Regions from separate parts of the Homo sapiens genome. Here region 2 is linked to region 1. Evidence: chromatin contacts called from ENCODE Hi-C or POLR2A ChIA-PET data. All regions are on one chromosome and are shown on one strand. The core of a region is the stretch at or near the end of the contact, and the rest is flanking DNA. Distances in the headings are between cores, read along the strand shown. Region 1 has its middle 13 kb from the start of MIR877. Region 2 holds the start of C6orf136 (chromosome 6 open reading frame 136).

What was found. A loop is a pair of places that touch in the nucleus more often than their neighbours do. ChIA-PET counts read pairs that join two places held with the same protein, here RNA polymerase II (POLR2A). Pooled maps may share reads with other maps.
Region 2: a pooled map shows a loop between it and region 1 (7-fold over the local background). The contact joins the promoter of C6orf136 here to the enhancer-like site in region 1. A Hi-C loop is called at or near these places in 4 of 50 pooled maps. POLR2A ChIA-PET finds 5 or more read pairs at or near these places in 13 of 52 experiments (A673, Caco-2, GM10248 and 10 more).

Annotation. Positions count from the first base shown.
Region 1 is chr6:30,596,047-30,598,746 of GRCh38, forward strand. No RefSeq gene overlaps it. Among named protein-coding and RNA genes, the nearest start is that of MIR877, 13 kb to the left of the region's middle. Within about 2 kb of position 1,450, at least 4 of the 41 ENCODE cell types and tissues checked have a DNase peak (open chromatin) inside an H3K27ac peak, as active enhancers do.
Region 2 is chr6:30,645,826-30,648,570 of GRCh38, forward strand. It overlaps C6orf136 (chromosome 6 open reading frame 136), which reads left to right and starts at 1,308. Exons shown (of 6, transcript NM_001161376.2): 1 at 1,308-2,021. The coding sequence starts at 1,407. ATAT1 (alpha tubulin acetyltransferase 1) reads left to right here. Exons shown (of 13, transcript NM_001413067.1): 11 at 70-149; 12 at 242-284; 13 at 644-996. The coding sequence ends at 818.

The sequences.
Region 1 (2,700 bases), core at 200-2,699:
AGAAATTAGCCAGGCGTGGTGGCAGGTGCCTACAATCCCAGCTACTCAGGAGGCTGAGGCAGGAGAATCCTTGAACCCAGGGGGCAGTGAGCCAAGATCGTGCCATTTCACTCCAGCCTGGGCAAAAGAGTGAAACTTGTCTAAAAAAAAAAAACAGGTTTCTTTGAATTTTTTTTTTTTTTTTTTTTGAGATGAAATTTTGCTGTCACCCAGGCTGGAGTGCAATGGCACGATCTCAGCTCACTGCAACCTCCGCCTCCTGGGTTCAAACGATTCTTCTGCCTCAGCCTCCAGAGTAGCTGGGATTACAGGCACCAGTCACCACGCCCGGCTAATTTTTTGTATTTTTAGTAGAGACGGTTTCACCATGTTGGTCAGGTTGCTCTCGAACTCCTGATCTCAGGTGATCCACGCGCCTCGGCCTCCCAAAGTGCTGGGATTACAGGCGTGAGCCACCACGCCTGGCCGAATTTTCATAAATGATTTGAAAGAAAATGAGCTCATTCTTTCTTTTTTTTTCAGACGGAGTCTTGCTCTGTCGCCATCCTGGAATGCAGTAGCGTTATCTCGGCTCACTGCAACCTCTGCCTCCTGGATTCAAGCGATTCCCCTGCCTCAGCCTCCCAAGTAGCTGGGACTACAGGTGCGTGCCACCACTCCCGGCTAATTTTTTTTTTTTTTTGAGACAGAGTCTTGCTCTGTCGCCCAGGCTGGAGTGCAGTGGCGCGATCTCTGCTCGCTGCAAGCTCCACCTCCCGGGTTCATGCCATTCTCCTGCCTCAGTCTCCTCAGTAGCTGGGATTACAGGCACCCGCCACCACACCCACCTAAGTTTTTGTATTTTTAGTAGAGAAGGGGTTTCACCTTGTTAGCCAGGATGGTCTCCATCTCCTGACCTCATGATCTGCCCGCTTCGGCCTCCCAAAGTGCTGGGATTACAGGCGTGAGCCACCGCGCCTGGCAATTTTTGTATTTTTAATAGAGACGGGGTTTCACCATGTTGGCTAGGATGGTCTCCATCTCCTGACCTTGGGATTTGCCCGCCTCGGCCTCCCAGAGTGTTGGGATTACAGGTGTGAGCCACCGCGCTCGGCCGAGCTTATTCTTAAAATACAGTAAAAACTTTAAGCTCTCTTTTAAGGTTCTTGTGGCTTGTTGCAGGAGATAGAAGAAAGGTGAGAAGCAGGCAGTAAATGGAAGCAGAAAGAGACACAAAGTTGTGACCACTAGGTTGTGACATGTTTGGGTTTTTTCACTTGAGCTGTATACTTCTTTGGTATTTCACGCCCTAGCCTGGTCCTTAGATTATGTCTTCTCAGGTCTTCTCCCAGTGCACACAGCAACAACAGACTGACCTGAACACCTCCGCCCACACACACCAAGCCTGGGCAAGGGGAAGGTAAAACTACCCACTTTGGGCCTACATGCAGTGAGGCCTTTCAGATACTGATAAAACATTGTTGCCCCCTCATGTGGCCAATGCTGGAAATACAGCTGAGACACGTATTCCAGGGCAGTGTAGCAGCCTCAGCAACTGGGAATTTGTTAGAAATGCATATCTCGGGATCCATCCTGACCTACTAAATCAGAATTTTGCTGGACCCTACCCCCAATCTGTCTGTTTTTTCTTTTTGTTTTGTTTTTGTTTTTTGAGATGGAGATGGAGTCTGGCTCTGTCACCCAAGCTGAAGTGCAGTGGTGTGATCTCTGCTCACTGCAACCTCCACTTCCCGGGTTCAAGTGATTCTCCTGCTTTAGTCTCCCAAGTAGCTGGGATTACAGGCGCGAGCCACCATGCCTGACTAATTTTTGTATTTTTAGTAGAGATGGGATTTCACCATGTTGGCCAGGCTGGTCACAAACTCCTCACCTCAGGTGATCCATCCGCCTTGGCCTCTCAAAGTGCTGGGATTACAGGCATAAGCCACTGCATCCAACCCAAATTTGTTTTTTTTTTTCTTTCTTTTTTTTTTTTTTTTTTTTGAGACCAAGTTTCGCTCTTGTTACCCAGACTGGAGTGCAATGGTGCGATCTCGGCTCACCACGACCTCCACCTCCCGGGTTCAAGCAATTCTCCTGCCTCGGCCTCCCGAGTAGCTGGGATTACAGGCATGCGCCACCACGCCCGGCTAATTTTTGTATTTTTAGTGGAGACGGGGGTTCTCCATGTTGGTCAGGCTGGTCTCGAACTCCTGACCTCCTGATCTACCCGCCTTGGCCTCCCAAAGTGCTGGGTTTACAGGTATGAGCCACTGCACCCGGCCCCAGATTTGTTTTCTAATAAGCTCTTCAGATGATCCTGATGAATGCTAACAGACTTGAAAACCGCCATTCTCAACCCACATGTTAAAACATGTTAATATCTTCAACTGCCCCATATCTGCCACACACACTCCCCCCAGAGTGATGTATCCTTTCTTTTTTTTTTCAGATGGAGTTTCACTCTTGTTGCCCAGGCTGGAGTGCAGTGGTGCAGTCTGCAACCTCTGCCTCCTGGGTTCAAGCGATTCTCCTGCCTTCCGAGTAGCTGGGATAACAGGCGCCAGTAACCACACCCAGCTAATTTTTGTATTTTTAGTAGAGATGGGGTTTCTTCATGTTGGCCAGGCTGGTCTCGAACTTCTGACCTCAGGTGATCCAACTGCTTCGGCCTCCCAAGGTGCTGGGATTACAGGCGTGAGCCACCACGCCCAGCTTTAA
Region 2 (2,745 bases), core at 58-2,557, 50 kb after region 1:
TGATTCCTCCATACCCACCCATCTTTCATCCAGTAGCCTCCTCCCCATCATCTCCCATTTCTTCTACAGGGGGACTCCCCCAGGTCTGGTAGCCCAAAGCTGCTGCTACAGCCGCCATGGGGGGGTGAATTCCTCATCCCCCAATACAGGTAAGTATTCACTCCTCCCTACCCTCAAATCAAGTAGGCCACATTCACTGTCTACTCCTGCCTTCCCATTCACATGCCTGATATTTCCACAGGCAACCAAGACTCCAAGCAGGGAGAACAGGAAACAAAGAATAGGTGAGGTCTAAACCCCTCCCCTAACAGCCTCCCACCACCATCTGACTCCCTTCCTAACATCATTCTCAGTCACTTCCTACTCTTAAATCTTATTGTATGAACTGGACACCAGCTCCTCCCACAATTCCTTCTACCTTACATCCTGCAAGCCCCTTTCCCCCACAGGTTCAACTCTGGTACTTCCCTTTGGAATACGGATTCTCTGAGAGGTTTTAAATTTGGACATAGCACTAATGGTTCCAGCTTCATACCCATCATGTGTCCTACATTAAAACCTGGCCCGAGACCTTGAAGAGTCTGTAATCTTAATTTCCTCTTTAGTATTCCTATAACCCACTCTCCATCTCCCCACCTACCAGGTCTGCCAGTGAGGAGCAGGCCTTGTCACAGGATGGGTCTGGGGAGAAGCCCATGCACACAGCTCCTCCACAGGCCCCGGCCCCGCCAGCCCAGTCCTGGACAGTGGGTGGGGACATACTCAACGCCAGGTTCATTCGAAACCTGCAGGAACGTCGCAGCACCAGGCCTTGGTGACCGCAGCCCCGTCAAACATCTTCAAAGTATTATTTCTCCCTCACTACAGGAAAGAGCCAAAGCCCAACCCTCATAATAGATGGATACATTCATTCATTCATTCATTCAGCAGGCTTATCAGATTCAAGTCATTTGTATCTTTTAACCAGACCAATAAAAGTATTTATTTTTATCACAAGAGCTGTTGAAAAATTTGACTCATTATTTCAGCCGCCTCACCCCTCACTGTCGTTGCACCCATTCAGCCTTCAGCCCTGTTTTTGCTCAGCTTTTTGCTCAAAGGCCTCAGCTGTGAATACAGCGCTTGGGGGGGCGGGGGAGGCTGTAACTTGCGCAAGCGCACTCAGGCAGTCTCCGAGCCCGCGGGCGCAGGCGCGCTTACAGCCGACAGAGCGCTTCAGCCGCTTCCCTCGAGCCTGCAGTGCGCAAGCGCGGGACATCTCCGTTTCCCTCCCTCAGCCCCTTCCCCCCCTACCCCCCCGCCCCGGCCTCCTTTCCCCTTCACGAAGCCGGCTCTGGGGCGCGCTCACCCCTGTGAGGAGGCCGGAGGTCGGACTCAGGAGGCTCCTTCTCCACTCCCGGAAGATCATGTACCAGCCCAGCCGGGGTGCGGCCCGGCGTCTCGGCCCTTGCCTGCGCGCCTACCAGGCTCGACCCCAGGTGAGCGGAGGAGAAGAGGGAGGGAGGAGAGGGGGCGGGGAGAGACCCTCCTCAAAGCCGGTGCGTGGGGCGGAGCGCGCGCTGGGTTCCGCGCAGGCGCAGAGACACCCGCCGCCCCTTCCCACCTGTGCCCTGCAGCGCGTGGACAGGCTAGGGGTCGCGGGAGCGGGAGGGAGGCGCTGCCGGGCCTGTCGCGCAAGGACGTCGGTCCTCCCAGGTTTGAGGGCGGTCAGGCGGGGTCAAGGCCAGGCAGCGGGGCGCGTCTGCGTTGCGCCCGACTCTCCGCGGTTACCTGTGCCTAGAGGTGATTTGAAGGGCAGGGGCCGAGAGATTCGTAGCCCTGCTGCGGCGCCGTCCCGGAGTTCCCCGGCCCAGACCAGACCCGCGGGGCGCCCTCAGCAGCCCGCCCGTCTTGCACTCGGAGAGCGGTCCTGGCAGGAAGGCCGGCCAGTGTGCACCCGGTTCGGGCCCCTGCGCCCGGGCTGGCAAGATGGCCACGCCCCCAGCAGAGACGGCGCCTCTAGGACACCATCGGGGACCGAGGTACCCGAGCGGTCCGCCCGCCTTCCCTGCAGTGAGACGATCCCCTGGGGGGTTCCTTGGGAGCGGAGGGACTCGGGTGAGGCCTAACTTTGGGTGACCTCCCCTTGCAGTTTCAACGTCGGTAAACCCAGGAGAGTGAAGGCCAGCCTTTAACTGTCTCCTGAGGTTGTGTCTGTCATTAGAGGGGCCCGAAATGATAATAGCTTCCATTTATGTACTGCTTTCTAGGTCGCTACGTTTTGTTTACATTCATTATTTCATATAGGCCTCATAACCCAGTGAGGCTTTATTGTTCTCATTTATAGGACATTTGTAGGAAGCGGAGGCATAGGGAATGAGAATGCCTAAAGTTACATGATAGAATTCAGATTCCTAGCTTCAGCTGGATATTCTTTTTTCTCTGTACATTTGCCTCGCACACTTAATCATGGAGATGTACAGGCCACAGCATTTAATCCACAGTACAATAAAACCTGTTATTCGTTAACTCATCAAGTATGTATTACATGATTCTTGCGATAAGAGAGGTGAAACTGCCCCCAGTGTTGGAATCTTTTTTTTTTTTTTTTTGAAATGGAGTCTTGCTCCGTCACCCAGGCTGAAGTGCATTGGCACCATCTCGGCTCACTGCAATCTCCGTCTCCTGGGTTCAAGCAATTCTCCTTCCTCAGCCTCCCGAGTAGCTGGGACTACAGGCTCCCGCCACCACACCCGGCTAATTGTT